2 separate regions of the Homo sapiens genome follow, and region 1 is linked to region 2. Evidence: read pairs that join two places in POLR2A ChIA-PET (ENCODE). Cell type or tissue: MCF 10A. All regions are shown on one strand. Each heading gives the region's core, and the rest is flanking DNA. Links, peaks and the distances in the headings are about the cores only.

Region 1 (8,520 bases), core at 2,616-5,115, 190 kb before region 2:
AGATGCCCATTGAAGAGAATTCAAATTTAACATTTCAACTAAAAAAAGAGTATATTATGTTTATAAATTTTGAAAACCACTGCCGCAGAGGATGGAGAGTCAGCAAAGACTTTAAAAAAGAGGATAATATGATTAGGGTTCTCTTTTTTTAGGTGGGACAGGGTCTCACTGTCACCCAGGCTACCATGCAGTGGTGCAATCATGGCTCACTGCGGTCTTGACCTCTGGGGCTCAAGCAATCCTCCCACCTCAGCCTCCTGAGTAGCTGAGTAGCTGGGACCACAGGCATGAGCCACTATGCCTGGCTAATTTTTTTTCTTAATTTTGTAGAGATGAGGTCTTGTTATGTTGCCCAGGCTGGTTTTGAACTCCTGGGCTCAAGTGATTCTCTTGTCTTGGCCTCCCAAAGTGCTGGGATTACAGGCATGAGCCACAGAGATGGGCCTCAGAATTTATTTTTAAAAGATATTTGAAACTATAGGTGACTTGGAAAAGTTAGACTTGAAGCAGAGAAACCAGAATGAGGAATATGACATCCAGATCTGAGGAAATAAGATCTTGAATTAAGGCAGTGGTAATGAGGATTAAAAAAAAAGATGTCAGACTAGTGAGATATATAGGATATGGAGGTTATAGGATTTAATGACCAATTCCAAGGTGAGAGTGAAGAAGTCACAGAGAATAAATCACCTGCCTCTGACTTGGGAAACAGAATAGAGAGTGACCCTTAACTAGAGTAGGTTATTCACAAAGCAGAGAAAGGTTGGTGAGAGAAAGAGTTAAACTTTAATTATGTTAAGTTAGAGGCACCATTGGGACATTCAGATAAAATGTCGCCGAGGCAGCAGGATATAATAATCTGAGGATCAGAACTGAAGTCTGAGATAGGGATAGAAATTTGGAAATCATTGGCAAAAAATGTGAGGTCATCCACGCTGATGAGATCAACCACAAAGAAGGATAGAATAAAGAGAGAAGAGGCTTAAGGAGTCGGCAGAGGGACGAGGAAAGGAGCTACAACCAACTTGTCAGCAGGGAAGAGGAGAATAAGGAGAGCAAGACCAACGGAGTTACCAGGGTAGTGTTCAAGAGAGAAGGAGAGAGATCAGTAGTAACAAATACTATAGAAGTCAAGTGAAACATGAAATGAAGGTGAAACTTACCCACTGGGCACAGTGTAGGAGCTTAATAATATTTGATAAATTGGATATATAAGCTACTACACACAAAGCGAATCATTGCTGATCTTGCCTCCAATCTACCTTCTTAATTATCTACACTAAACATTTTTTCCAAACCTTTTAGTCCCTTGAAGATAAAAAATACTTTGATTTAGTAACTTTCTCCAGAATACATTGGGCCTTCCTAACCCTCATGCTTTGTTGTATGCCATTCACCCTGGCTAAAATACAATTGATCTATGTCTCTACTTATACCAACCTACTGACCTCTCATACCTGGATCAAATCCCAACTTCCCCATTCAATCTTCCATGATTTTCCCAAACAGAAGTAATCATCACCTCCATAAAACTCCCAAAGGGGCCGTGCGCAGTGGCTCAAGCCTGTAATCCCAGCACTTTGGGAGGCCGAGGCGGGCGGAGCACGAGGTCAAGAGAGCAAGACCATCCTGGCCAAAATGATGAAACCCTGTCTCTACTAATAGTACAAAAATTAGCTGGGCATAGTGCGTGTGCCTGTAGTCCCAGTTACTCCAGAAGCTGAGGCAGGAGAATCACTTGAACCCGGGAGGCAGAGGTTGCTGTGAGCTGAGATTGCACCACTGCACTCCAGCCTGGTGACAAAGTGAGACTTTGTCTCCAAAAAAAAAAAAAAAAATACACACACACACACACACACACACAAAACTCCCAAAGGACCATTTTTTTAATCTATATCAGTAAATTATCAAGTTAATGTTTTTATTTATAACATTATCATATTCTATTTTTCTCTTGTTCCTTGAACAAAAATTTTTATCTTGTATTATAAATTAAATTTGTAGGTGTCTGTATCTTGCCTCCCATCTAGATGATAAATTCCTGGATAACAGGGATAAGACCTCATAATTTTCTCTGTTCCAAATATTTACTGAATGCCAAAAATGTGTGGAGCTCTAGTAGAGATACCAGGGATAGTATTGTAAATAAGACAGGCAACATCTTACCGTCATGGAGTTTATATTCTGCTGGATATACTTGAACTTATTATGTCCCTCAGCTCCTTCTCACTCACACTATCAGAACAATATACCTTACTGTTCTTGGGTTCATGAACCCCATGTCCTTTATAATATCCTTTATAAACATTTCCTAACCCTAGACTTCTAATATGACAGATGCTGAAGTGGAATAAGGGACGTCTAATTGAGTTATGAAGATCACTATAACATGTAGACTTTGGAGTCAGATTTTAGTTGAAATGTCAGATGTGCCATTTACTAGAAGGGTGACTGAAAACAATTTTTTTTGTTGGTTTTTGAGACAGGGTCTCACTCTGTCACCCAGGCTGAAGCACAGTGACACACTCAAAGCTTACTGCAGCCTTGAGTGAGGCTCAAGTGATCCTCCCACTTCAGCATCCCTAATAGCTGGGACTACAGGCGTGCACCAGCGCTCCTGGCTAATTTTTGTATTTTTTGTAGAGTCGGGGTTTCACCATATTGCCCAGGCTGGTCTTGAACTTCTGGGCTCAAGCAATCTGCCTGCCTCAGTACCCCAAAGTGCTTGGGATAACAAGCGTGAGCCACTATGCCCAGCCTGAACACAATTTTTAACTTTTTTGAGGTTCAGTTTTTTCATCATAAGAATTGTAATAATACCTATCATCCAGAATTACTGTGAAAGTCAAATGAAATAATTACATAGCTGCTAAGAATACATGTTAATTATGTTAAAAGTATCTTTAAAATTAAGAGGTCATTGCTCTGAAGAAGAAAGAGTAGTGAGGGGAGTCTAGCTCTACCAAATATTGAAACATTTTATAGTTACAGTAACCAAAATAATATAGTTCTAGAATATGAAAAGAAAAATATGAGTAAAGTAAACCAGAAAGCCTGGAAATAAGCCCCAATATATATGAAAACAGAGTATTGTCCTTAGTTGGAGAAAAAGGTCACACTCTGGTCTTCCTCTGGTTGTACCACTTTTGGCAGGACAAAGCGATATGCCCACCTGAAACCTGTCACCTCCCTTCACCTCACTTTGGTTACCCGACCTTTCATTGGCATTGCCTGACTCACTGTCCCAAGACCACTTCAAGGACTGTGTTAGACTTTCCCCTTCTCCATCCTCCTGAGAGTGGCCATGAAATCTTTATTGTACCCATAAGCCCCCTGATCAACTTAGAGAGTTCACCACTCTTTCCTCTTTGACGCTTTCTTCACTTGGCATCTGGCTCACCACTCTCTCTTGGTTTTTCACCTGACTCACTTACTTACTTGGTCTCCTTTCCTAGTTCCTCCTTATATCCCCAACATCTGAATTCCCAAGTACCTCAGGCTCAGTCTTCAGTCTTCTTCTGTCATTGCAGTCCATTACTAAATTATCTCATTCCATCACATGGTTTTAAATAACATCTATAAACTGACAACTTTCAAATTGATATTTCTAGCCCTGACACCTCCCTTGAAATCTTCTCTTATATATCCAGCTACCTATTTGATATCTCCATGTAAGTGTCTAAATAGGCATCTCAAATTTATGCCCAAACATTTACAAAACTAAACACTTTATTATCTACTACCTCAACCAACTTTTTTCCACAGCCTTTTCCCATGGTAGCAAATGACAAAATCTATTCTTCCCAGTTGCTCAGGCCAAAACCTCAGTCATTCTTGTGTCTTCTCCTTCCTTTGTGTTTCATGTCCAATCCATTAGCAAATCCAGTAGACCTTACTTACAACATTTGTCTGGAATTTGATCACTCCTCGCCCCACTGCCACTACTAATCAAATACAATTTGCCATCCTCTCTCACCTGGGTTACTCATCTGGATGAGCAAGTTTTATCTGTAAAGGGCCAGATAGTAAATATTTTAGGCTTTGCAGACTATAGAGTCTCTGTTGCAACCACTCAACTCTGTTCTTGCAGGCCTGAAGCAGCCACAGACATTACTTAAATGAATAGGTGTGGCTGTGTTCCAGTAAATCTTGATTTACAAAAACAGGCATTGGGCCAGATTTGGCCAGCAGGCCATAGTTTGCCAACTCCTGACCTGGATGACTGCACCGCCCCGTAACTAGTCTCCCTCTTTCTACCTTTCCTCCTAAAATTGAGACATGGGTGAAGGTGATAGCTTTGAATAAGAGGGAAGAAAGGAAAGATGAGTAAAAATATAGGTGAATTTAGTCTTCCCAGTTGCCTGAATACTCCCAGAGAAAGCACCAAGCGAGGCGACAAGCCACTGCCTGGACTCACAGTTGCCCCATAAATGGTAACAACCAAAACATGCTGACTCATCTTGACTACAACAAAGTCACCTATATTTTTACTCATCTTTCCTTTCTTCCCTCTTATTCAAAGCTATCACCTTCACCCGTGTCTCAAATGTCACAAGAGTGCATCATCAAGTAATGAAGATGGAGTATAATTGGGATAGACCTTACTGAAGAAGAAAGATTTGAACTGCACAGTGTTGCCAAGAGCCAGTTCCTACTGCCTAGAGTGAAAACACTTTTTCCGGCCTCCCCTTTCTCCAAAGGGCCAACAAAATTAAAATCTTTACAAAGAATTTGTATACATACACAATATAGTTGGGTCCTGAGCCCCTTTGAGACTGGCCCTTGAGCTGACCAAACTGTTCCTAACCCATTCCACCCGCCGTGTCCACCCTGGAGCTCACACTAGGGGGAAATTTCCCCAAAATCACTCCTAACACAAATACCTAACATTCAAAATCAGTGAACAGCTTTCAAATGGAGGTAATTCTCTTGTGAACAAAGTAGTATTTGAATTTAATCTTCCCAGTTGCCTGAATACTCCCAGAGAAAGCACCAAGCGAGGCGACAAGCCACTGCCTGGACTCACAGTTGCCCCATAAATGGTAACAACCAAAACATGCTGACTCATCTTGACTACAACATAACTCCTTAAAATACCATCTTCCCACACAACAAAGTTTTCACAATTAGAAGAGAGGTGGGACTATTTTAACATACAAATCCTATGTCTGTTTTTTCACTTAATAGCATGTGAAATACTTACCCTATTGTGGTGACAATAGCTCTTAGAGAAGCACAGCGTGTAGCCAGTAAAGATCTTTCTGAGGTGGTTTTCTTGAGGTTTAGGGGTTAAAAAACTATCACTTGTTAAAAAGTACATAAAGGATTTCCAGATGTAAATCATTTGTAAATTTATCTCAAGGGGTATTAGGAAATGAATAATGAAACCAGCACATACTATGTGCCTGGGAGGAAAACTTCAGGACAATAATTATCAAAATTATAATGAAAACCAAGTGGTAATTAGCCTCATTGGTTAAACTAATTAAGTGAGCAAAAAACACTTTCGGAAAATAAAATTTCAGATGTTTAATATTAAAGCATTTGTACTACAATTTCAGTATAGCTTTGAGAACATGTAAGTGCAATTTAGAGAGTCGTTCTCCGTATAATGGAGTGGTGGAAGCAGCAATAAATGATGTAAAAAGCACATTAAAGGCTACATGAATTCACAAGTCCATACTTTGTTTTAGTATGTCATCAGTGCTTGTGTTTAATGTCATATTTGAGTCTTCATTAGAGTGTCGCTCCTTTTGAATTCATGTGACTAAATATTACAGAGGTTTAGGCTGGTGTTAGCCCAGAATATTTTTGACCACCAAGTCATTGAAAACTGTGCTATTTATCGTTACCCCCAACACAAGGGGGGAAAAGTGCTGTATATTGGAATTATTTTGCACTTTAACAACCAAACTTTTCTAATGAAGACTCTATATCCATCCATCTACTATACATCCATTAATTTATTTGCTCATTTATCAATTTCCCGGATGCCCGCCTTTTCTTTCCATGGCAGTGTCCTAGGAGCTAGGGTTACAAGTAGCTTACAGTCTGGTTGGAGGAGTCATATTTGTAAATAGATAAGTGCCATTAATTGTTATAGCTTCTGCGTTAGGAGTACCTACAGGATTTGGTGGGGCCCAGGGCAGTAGCAGTGAATGGAGGAATGGACGAATGGACGAGCATGGGGAGGAAGCTCTGCAGAGGAGGAAGTGCTGGAGCTTTGTTCTTTTGTCTCCTTTATTCATTCTGTTCCCGCTTCCTACAACACCCTTCTCTCACTTCTGATTGGGCTAAACCTTGCTCAAAACTTTAAAAAGTGGTGTATAGCCTGTAACCCCTGCACTTTGGGAGGCTGAGGCGGGCAGATCACTTGAGGTCAGGAGTTCGAGACCAGCCTGGCCAACGTGGTGAAACCCTGTCTCTACTAAAAATACAAAAATTAGCTGGGTGTGGTGGTGCGTGCCTGTAATCCCAGCTACTCAGGAGGCTGAGGCAGGAGAATCACTTGAACCCAGGAGGCGGAGATTGCAGTGAGCTGAGATCACACCATTGCACTCCAGCCTGGGTGACAGAGCGAGACTCCGTCTCAAACATAATAATAATAATAATAAAAGGTGTACATATTTTCTTAACCAGTTATGTATGAATGCATCTTAATTATGTAAAATATTGAAATACAGAAGTATATAAATAGTGGAAGTCTTTCTTTACCCTGCTCCCGTTATTCTTCTACTTCGAGGTAGTACTTTTAACACTTTGTATGTGTGCAGAACTTTTTCTGTATATCTACCTGTGTTCATATATATATGCCTTTGTGTATTTATGTATATATATTCATATTAATTATATACAAACCATAAAATAAATACTGTTTTCAGTTTTTTATTTCACTTCACAGTTTATCATAGGGATTGTTTCATTACAGTTCTTCTATATCAAAATCCAGGAGTTGGAAATATCTTTTTTTTTTTTTAGCCAATTCCCTATGGATAAAAATTTAGAATTTTCTCCCAAATTTGCACTATTATAAATACTGAAATGAATACCTACAGACATATTTATGTACATGTGTATGTCTGTAGACTATATACCTGAGTGGAATTATTAAATTAAAATTATGATAAATGCTGTCACACTGTCCTCCAAAACCCATGTAGCGATATGTACTTCCACCAATTTGGTAGAAGAGTGCCTGTTTCTCTACACTTTTACCCGGTGAGAATGTTGTCAATTGTTGAACATTTTGATGGTCAGATAGTGGAAAATGTATTGTTTTAGTTTCTACTTCCCTTACTTCTGGTGAGATGAAACATCCTTCATACATTCGTTTGAAACTATCTTTTTTTTTTTTTTTTGAGAAACGGTCTTACTCTGTCACCCAGGCTGGAGTGCAGTGGCACGATCTTGGCTCACTGCAACCTCCACCTCCTGGGTTCAAGTGATTCTCCTGCCTCAGTCTCCCAAGTAGCTGGGATTACAGGTGTGTGCCACCACACCTGGCTAATTTTTGTATTTTTAGTAGAGACGGGGTTTAACCGTGTTGGCCAGCCTGGTCCCCAACTCCTGGCCCTTAGGTGATCTGCCTGCCTTGAGCTCCCAAAGGGCTGGGATTACAGGCATAAGCCACCACGCCCAGCCTAAAACTAAACTTAAAATATGAATTGATTGGTGGTTGGCAGAGGGAAAAATACAAGCAAAGACCTAGATCTGTTAATTGCACAGTGCCAGTGTGTTATAGGGGGACTGAAATTGCTGAATACAGGGGATGAGAGGGTGATTTCAAGACTAATGGGGATTAGAGAAATAGATAGGTGTCCCATAATAAAGGACTTATTGTACCAGTTGCTTGGACTTTACCCTGTAGATAATGGAGAGCTATTCAAGGATTTTAAAACAAGGCTGCAAAAAGGCCAGATTAGCTTTTGAAAAACTTCATCTTGCAGCTGTGAGAGAGCACAGAGACTGGACAAGAGGAGAGCACATTTGCAAGAATGGCAGTTCACTGAAGGAGGGCAGTGGTACTGGGTGTGTAAGGGGGAGGCTATGAGAGAGGGGAGGGAGACAGAAGCCACAGCACTGCTTGTAGAATGTCTGTGAGGAGTGGAGGATAGAAAGCCAATCTGAGAGTCAGTTTTCCATCTAGACAGTATTGGAGTGGATGGTTCTCCAGGAATCTCTCACTCTAGCAAATAATGTTACACAGAGGTTGCATTTAAACTAATTATGTTTAATTTTAGTGAGGTTTCTACAGAGATGAATATTTAAAAGAAAATCAGAAAAAAGTGCACATTTACTTAAGAGAAAGATACTGGTTAAAAATAGCTAGAAATAAGGCCGGGCATGGTGGCTCACGCCTGTAATACCAGCACTTTGGGAGGCCAAAGAGGGTGGATCACGAAGGTCAGGAGTTTGAAACCAGCCTGGCCAACATGGGGAAACCCCTCTCTACTAAAAAAATTAGGCAGATGTGGTGGCACATGCCTGTAATCCCAGCTACTCGGGAAGCTGAGGCAGGAG
Region 2 (8,520 bases), core at 3,710-6,209:
TTCTGCAGTGGTTTGTGCTCTGTCCCAGTTTGGCTAGGTGCACTGAAAGGCAGGTACCTGCTGAGACATCTGTATCAAAGGGGAAAGAGATCCTCATGACAGAACCTTATTAACCACAGGGATACGAGGCACAGCCCTCTTCGGCCTGGCATCCGTTGCTATTAACCATAATGCCTGCTTCCACAAAGCCCATTTCATAAACTAGGCCCTCGCTGCCATTCTACCTAAAAGACTTCTTCTCTACGGGCCACTAAATACGTTTCCCCTCGACAACACCTGACCTTACTATCACATCCCAGGTGATTGTGGATCATCTAGACAGCCCTCTGATGTTCAGAAAATGATGACTGGCACAACGGTGTGCAAAGTAAAGCCTCTTCACTTAAAAAAAAAAAAAAGACAAATGAGAATCCTGCAGAAACCTACATTAATACCAGAGAATAGGGAGCAAAGAGGAGTTTCAAAATGGCTGGTCTGTGGGAGTCAGTCCTATGTACAGATTCTTCCCAGAGCCCTAATTTGAAAAGGTAGAGTGAAGGTCCTCAGTAGAGCTGAGCCGGGGTTTGTCACTTAGATCCCGGATCTGTCTTTGGCAGCTTCCTGCTGTCAGCAGGGAAGAAAGTGTATGTGAAGCCAGAACCACCCAGTGCCCGCCGGCTGGATCACCCGGACAGAAACTCAGGAGCAAAGTTCACATCTACCTGGAAAGAATGAGGGAAACCTGAAGGATGTCAATCAAGGTTGCATCAAAAAGCTCTCACTCCCCACCCTGATGGGAACAGCACACCCAAAGAATGATGCCAGGACAAACAATGTTTTGAAGAACACTACCTTGCTTACTCACCCTGGTTCTGTTTTTCAACTTTTTTATGAACGTTTTCAAACATAAAGTTGGCAAGAACAGACAATGATCACCCACATACCCAACACCCAGATTCAACATTTGTTAACATTTTCCCGTATTTGTTCCATCAATTTATAGCATACACACTCACACATTTTCTGAACTATCTGAAAATGAGTTGCAGATGTTCTGACACTTCACCCCTAAATACTTTAGCATACACCTCCTAAAAATAAGAACATTTTCCTATATAACCACAACAAGATTAGCACACCCAAGAGAATGGACAATAATCCCCTTATATCCAAAGCCTAGTTCCTACTCAAATTTCCCTACCCCTGCCCTGTTTTTAATAGCTGTTTTCTTAAAACCATGACTCAATCACAGCTCATGCATTGCATTTGATTAGGTTCTTTTAGTCAAGAATAGTCTTCCCACCCAACCTATTCCACCCCATCCCAATTATTTTCCCCGACATTGACTATTTGAAGATACTGGGCTAGTTGTCCTACAAAATACTTGACAATCTGGATTTGTCGATTTCCTCATGATTTCATTTCAACTTGTTCTCTATCCTCTATTTCAGAGAAACTGGAAGTTACATCTAAAGGCTAGACTGGTAGATGCTTGGCCGATCTCTGTTTTCACTCTTGCAATCTCCCTCAGACACATGAATCCCACAAGGGTCAGCAATATGGCCTCCATCCCCGTTTCTTCTGCAAGGATGGGAGGATTAAGAGAATTAGAATGTATGTGCTTTTGCCTTCCAAGAGTTGGAAAGACCCTCCAGAGTGTTGCTTCTTAAAGTGTGGGTTCCTGGACCATCTCCCAGAGGAGAATGACAGCTACCTGTTTTAAAAAGTACATTCCTGGTCCCCAACCAACCACTGAATCAAACTTTTTGGATGGTGCCAGAATCTGCATTTCTAACAAGTTCCTAGGAGAGCCTTTCACAGAAAGGCCACTGTGAGGCAGCGTGGAAAAGGTCAGTTCCTTGGTATTGGGGAGGGGAGGCTGAAGGGCAGAGGCAGGAGGAATGTGGCCTGGCTCAGTCAGGACAGACCCAGCAGCCAGACCACCTGTCCCCTGCACAGCTCATGATGCCTCCCAGGTCACAGGGCCCAGTGACTGTAGGGAAACCAGCTGTTCTCCCAGCTCATCTGTTGTCTGATAATCCTCGTACAGCATGAAACGATCTGCCCAAACATTCAGGTCCTTCTCTTCAGAAGACAAAAGGAGCCTTAAGAACTGGAAGGATAGTGTTGGCACAAAAAGTACAGGACTTTGCATGACTTAAAAAAAAATGTACCAAAGGAGGTTTTGAAACTCTCATTCTGGCCACCCCGTAAAACACATTCACTACAGAAATACAGACATCTTGATTATATTTAAGAGGACCCAAATGCACTAACAATTCTATTATTCTTTAGGGTACGTCTAAACATGCTCAAGACCTCCTGCTTTTGCCAATTTCCTTGGCTCAACTTCTGATCGACTCCTCTTCTCCATCCCATCTCTGACTTCTGGGAAAACTCTGAAGCTATGGTTCCCAATTAGGGGCAATTCTGTCCCCACACCAACTTTGCAGGGGACGTTTGGCAATGTCTGAAGGCATTTGGGGCTGTCACAGCTGTGGGGGTAGGGGTGTGTGCTACTGGTATCTGGTGGACAGGGGCGCTGTCAAACAAAAATTACCTGGCCCCAAATGTCAGTATCGTCAATGTTGAGAAACCCTGCTCTGGGGGCTTCTCACAGAGGGCAATTTTGAATGTATAGGAGCAACTTGAGATGATTTTTAAGATCTATTTTTAAAAGGTCTATTCTGATGCGTATGTCTATAATCTGCGCATTCATGATATTTACTAAATTAAATATATTTTTAGTTGTTTTTCTCCATTTTTAAAAAAGGCCATGCTAGTTTGGATGTCCAAGATGACAGGATGATAGGGACTGGGGCCCCCGAAGCCAGGGCAGACTGACTCAGAACCTTGTGCCCTTGAGCCTGTCTTTCCTGGGGTCCTGGGTGGTCTCTGCATCACACGCTAAAGTTAACTTCTGTTTTCATAAATCTCTATTCTGCGAATGGCAAAATGGGGCTCCCCATTCATTACTGTTACCTTTCTTCACCTACACCTGAGGGGCCTGGACATGGGTTCAGAAAACTGCATGGTTGGCCACACAGGCTTCTGCTTCTCTCAAACTCCTCTCCTCCAGAGTTGGGCTGGTCACTCAGGAGGTACTCAGGTGGCCTTGGCCACCCCAAATCTCAGGGAATCTCAAGGACCCTACAAGGTAGACCTATAAGATTTTCAGGCATTCTGATTCTTACCTGACCCCTCTTAAACATGCTTCTTTTCCCCTTGAAACTGTTGACATTCTCAGCTGCCTCGCAGCCCCTCCCTCCAAACACACCTGAACAAGTCTCTTTTTCTCTGGGCATGGGATCCCCCACTGAGCTCTTTTGACCCCCATGCTCACTGCCAAGTTTGTTGTTTAATACACCCATCCTGGCCAGTCATAGGTTTCTTTCTTGATGCCAACTCCAACTCCTCCTGTATCCAATTAATCTACCTCTGGCCACTCATTTCTAGAGGCCATTTTCACCCTCCCATCCTGAGGCATCTGTATTAGTCTGTTCTCATGCTGCTAATAAAGACATACCCGAAACTGGGTAATTTATAAAGGAAAGAGGTTTAATGGACTCACAGTTCCACATGGCTGGGGAGACCTCACAATCATGGAAGAAGGTGAATGAGGAGCAAAGGTACACCTTACATGGCAGCAGGCAAGGAAGCATGTGCAGGGGAACTGCCCTTTATAAAACCATCAGATCTCGTGAGACTACTGACTATCATGAGAACAGCATGGGAAAAACTCGCCCCCATGATTCAATTACCTCCCATTGGGTCCCTCCCATGACATGTGGGGATTATGGGAGCTACAATTCAAATGAGATTTGGGTGGGGACACAGCCAAACCATACCAGCATCTATAGCCAGAGACGGAAGGTCCACTTGTCTGGTCCTATTTTCTAAATGATTCCTTCTCTTCTAAAGCCCACTTGCGTATTTTATGTTTGTTTTCCCTCTATTTCTACAAATGTCCTCATCTAAAAGCTCTTTAGGGGGCAAGTCTTTCTTTGTGTGTCTGTCCGACAGGCAGGAGGGGCTGAATAAACCAACCTCTAAGGTAGACATTAAAATCTGATGTAGCCCAGATGCCATAAGCCGGGGCCATATGCCTATGCCTGTACAGACCATAGGGTCAAAAGCATTTTCAGTTTTACATGAAATTAAAACTTGAATTTCAGGAGTTGCCTTTTAATGCCACTGCTTTATAGGAATTTTAAATGAAAGGTGTTTCTCAAGTTTATAATGAATTCTGTGATACTGGGCAAAATATAAGTCTTAAAGTGAACCTCTTGTGTCTTCTCAGGATAATAAGAGAGTTTTAACTAAGAAAAGTAACAGGCTGGGTACAGTGGCTCACACCTATAATCCCAACACTTTGGGAGGCCGAGGCGGGCAGATCACCTGCGGTCAGGGATCAAGGTACGCAGCGTTTTCCAACTTTCCCTAGTGAGAATGCCACATTCAAAACTGTAGAAAGGTTTATACTTTCTCCATTTATTAACTAGAGGAAATCCCCAAATATTTAGGATTCATATTACGCTTTGAAAACAGATGGGCTTCAGTGCAGCTTCCAAAGGGATGCACACTCCTCAGGGGAACGTGAGCTCCACGCGCAGCTGCCAGTAGCCATAGGTACTTTTGAATACAGAACGATCCTTCAACTCTGGGCAGCAGCCTGGCCTGCAGGACTGAGCCGGTGTAATGACTCAGGAATGTGCCAGCTGGGAGGAGGTGGCCCAGTGAGTGTTCCTCGCTGCAGCCTAGATGAAGTCACTGCACGCTCAAAGTTCAAGATGGTCACAGAAAAACCCCTTTTTAAAAAGTCTGAACTCTTGTACTTGTTCATATGATCCAGTGTCCTCTTTCTGGGAAGAGGGACTTATTATTGTAGCTTCTAACAATAGTGAGGCATAGTAAACAGAGATAAAGTTCAGCTGGATGTCCCAGAAGCAGTGAGGAAACCAGGCCACTTAAAAACAAAGCAAAAGGCTGAGGCAGAAATGGCTTTAGGTTCATTTCTATAAGAGATGCTTCCCAACTCCCTGTTCCCCAGGTGCTCACCTGTATGGGCTGCTAAGCAACGTGGACAGGGGAAGTCTGTCCCATTCTATGCCCAGTGCTATGGACTCCCAGGAGCTCCAGCTACCTTGCTCCCCAACATGAGCCAGGCTGGAGAAGATGACCACTGAGAACCCACACAGCCCTCCGTAAGAGAGAGACGCGAGGCAAGAGAGCCTGGGGGAATCCACAGAAGAAAAACTAGACTGGATTTTGGTTAGGTGATAAAAAGGAGCATGTCCCTGGGGTGCTGACAGATACTTCTTTGAGGTGGTTAGGACAGACCTCATCACAGTAAACCATTTCTCACAGCCCTGATCACTGCAGAGCAGTTCCTTTTCTCTGTACCCTACAAGTGGGTGGCTGATAATTCTGGGTTCCAGTATAACATGGCAACAGCCAGAATCTGCCTCTGGGGCGGGATCTGTCAGGCTTCAGGAAGGGTACACAGGACAAAACCCCTCACCTCCACCCGTCCAGGGCAATGAGCTCATCCAGAAAGGCACCATGTAAGAATGATTCAGTCTGGAGGCAGACACTTAATCTGAACCCTGGTCCTCAGTAGTGACCTTAGGTGAAATTGGGCCCGTGTTCCTCAGTTCCTGTGTCCGTAAAATGGAGTAATAGCCTACCGCATAGGGATGTTGTGAGGATCAATTAAGTTAAAGTAAGTATCAAGCTTAGAACAGCACTTAGCACATGGCCAGCACTCCATCCATGTGGACTATGCCCCTGCAACAGGATCCAGCCTCCCCGTCCCTTGACCCGGCATAAATGCGACCACTTCTGGCTTTGTGTCTCAGGCACTCCTTTTGCCACTTAGATCTTCCGGTTCTGGAGCCCATCTGGCATGTAGGTAATTAGCCTTTCCTTCAAATACTAATTTCCCCATGTAAAAGGAGTTGTGTGGTGGAAAGGATGTAACACAGAGCTGGAACTGCTTCAATGCTATAAACCACGCTCTAGCATTAACTAGCTCTGTGTCTTTGGGCAATAAACGTCACCTCTCTAAGGACAGTTTCCTCATCTCTAAAGTGGGGGTAAGGAAAGTCGCTGCCACGCTTTTTGGGTGGAACACAAAAACTGTGCACGGAGAGCCAGGTATAATCGTAGGTACCAAGACATAGTAGGAATCATTACTATTACCATCATATAGGTCAACATTTATGTTTCTGCCGCTTATCTCCCCAAGGCCACAAAAGCACCTTCTATTATCATCCTCACTCTCTGTAGAAGGAAATTTGTCCAATGGCAAAGTCATAGGCAAGGGAAAAAGACCCACTAGGCAGGCAGGCAGGAAAACACGGGTCCCGACCCAGGCTCTCGGCTAATGGATGTGTGACCTCGCACAGCTCCACTGCCTACTCTGGCTTCAATGTCTCAGGCCCAAAGTGAAGGCGCTGGACTTGCAGATCACCACTGTCACTTTCAGCTCCAAAAGTCAGTCACTTCAAGCATATGACCACCTCTTCTACCTTCTCCCAGACTAGAGGCTCCTTCTAGAGCAGATGGCTCCATAGGACCTGCTCCTCTGGAGAGGGAGGTCTCTGGTTGGAAGGGAGACGGGGAGACCCCACAGGTTACCAGGAATGGCAACGGACAGCCGTGGCTGATGGAGAGCTGAGCAGCCATGGCCAGGGCACACCCGTGGGCACTACACAATGGCCCTGGCCAAGGGTGGGAGCTGGCCTGGCTCCCTCTTCTGCTCATATGTTTTTTTTCCTGGGGTGGGAGAACCTAACTCTGACTTCTACTCTTGGGAAAACGGTAGAGCATTTCCCACTACGGTCTTTCGGCTAACTGCTAACTGCTACAAATGAGGCCCCCCTGCCCCGGGCCGCAGAGATGGACCCTGCCATTAAAGGACCCTTACTCAGTTCTGAAAAATCACTGACCGTTCCTTTCTTATATACTTTTCCTTCCTGTTTCAGACAACTAAAATGCTTGGAATCACGAACAATTTGATAGCTGTATGCCGAAAGACATGGCAGAATACAAAGTCTTAACCGTTTTTAAAAGGATTTCTATTTTGCTTTCTTATATATGTCAAGAAAGGTGCCAACTGATTAACACATACATATCAATTGGAATTCTAAAGCTGAAAAGCCAGCACTATGGGAGACTCCTTTTTAAGTGACTTAGCTTCAGGCAAGAGTCAGAAGTCATATCCCTTTCATTTCAAAACATAAACTGTATGAAACAGTCCTATAAAATTAACGTGTGCTATTTATCCTCCATTCCTCAGTAAATTATTAAAATCAAGCAGTACAATTCTCTCATCAGTTATAAATGGCCCTAGAAGGCAGATTTACATCTATCCAGGGGCAATTTCTGATGAGTATTTTTATTAATGATCTAATAAAATGTCTTGTTTTGTTATCAACTAAATGATTCAAATGATGTTTTAAAATCTAATACTCCAACCCAATAGTCTGGTGATTAAGCTACTGAGATGACATTAATTTAAAGTGATTTGCAATTTTATTTGGCATTATCAACAACACCATGGATAGATTTAAATTTTTTTAAAAAAATTTTGCCTCCCATGCTGTTAAAGGCAATATTTTATAAGGTTCAGTAAAACTGAGCTGATTAGCATGATAATCACCAATAGCAAAGGTCAGGGGTGAGAGGTTCTGATAAGATAAATTACTTGGCAGTCAGCCACGCACATCCTAAATTGACAGGTGGGCTGAAAGCTTGGGTTGTGAGAATAAAGCTATGTCAACAACAAGAATGACCCAAACACGTCCACTTTCACTCCTCCTAATTTCCTGACTTTTGCTCCAATCTGCCATTTAGCAGAGATGGGCATTCATAAAAGGAAGTGCTGAACCATCTCAGGCCTTTGTGATATGGGCAGGAATGAAAATGCAGACCTTCTACGGCTGGCTATGCGGAGGAGAGCAATAACCCTATGCTGTGTGCAGATACGACCCCTACTCCCACCCCAGGAAACCAAGGGCCCAGGCTCTTAACAGACCTGATGGATTTCTGAGGTAATAGGTAAAGCTGCATCAATTCTGCAAAAATAATTTTTCCCAGAACCCAGAATATTTGCTTTTTCCTCTCTTCTCACCAAAACTCATGCTTCTTGAAAATAATACTCATTAAACATCAGCTAAAACTAAAGCACTTAAAAAGGAGTCACATTGGCCAGGCATGTTGGCTCACAGCTGTAATCTAGGGAGGCCCAGGCGGGTGGATCACCTGAGCTCAGGAGTTTGAGACCAGCCTGACCAACATGGCAAAACCCTGTCTCTACTAAAAAAAACAAAAATTTAGCCAGGCATGGTGGCGGGCACCTGTAGTCTCAGCTACTCAGGAGGCTGAGGCATGAGAATCACTTAAACCCAGGAGGCTGAGGTTGCAGTGAGCCGAGATCACGCATTGCGCTTCAGCCTGGGTGACAGAGTGAGACTCTTGTCTCAAAATAAAAAAAAAATTTTAAAAAGGAGTCTCTCACATTGCTGACCTCCCAAACCA

The links. Peaks named below come from ENCODE experiments on the same cell type or tissue, not always from the same donor. Only the 100,000 strongest peaks of a DNase experiment are listed, where the experiment ranks them.
Region 1: POLR2A ChIA-PET joins it to region 2 with 7 read pairs; 3 of 35 experiments call an interaction of 5 or more read pairs at or near these places.

What each region holds. Positions count from the first base shown.
Region 1 is chr5:78,323,867-78,332,386 of GRCh38, forward strand. No RefSeq gene overlaps it. Among named protein-coding and RNA genes, the nearest start is that of SCAMP1-AS1, 32 kb to the right of the region's middle. RefSeq lists an enhancer at 4,991-5,135 and a cis regulatory region at 5,058-5,068. In MCF 10A, for the core only: no CTCF peak of the experiment used is centred there; a DNase peak (open chromatin) is centred at 4,155.
Region 2 is chr5:78,513,974-78,522,493 of GRCh38, forward strand. The region is part of intron 3 of LHFPL2 (LHFPL tetraspan subfamily member 2); the gene reads right to left. Among named protein-coding and RNA genes, the nearest start is that of LHFPL2, 130 kb to the right of the region's middle. RefSeq lists a silencer at 7,593-7,887. In MCF 10A, for the core only: no CTCF peak of the experiment used is centred there; a DNase peak (open chromatin) is centred at 4,698.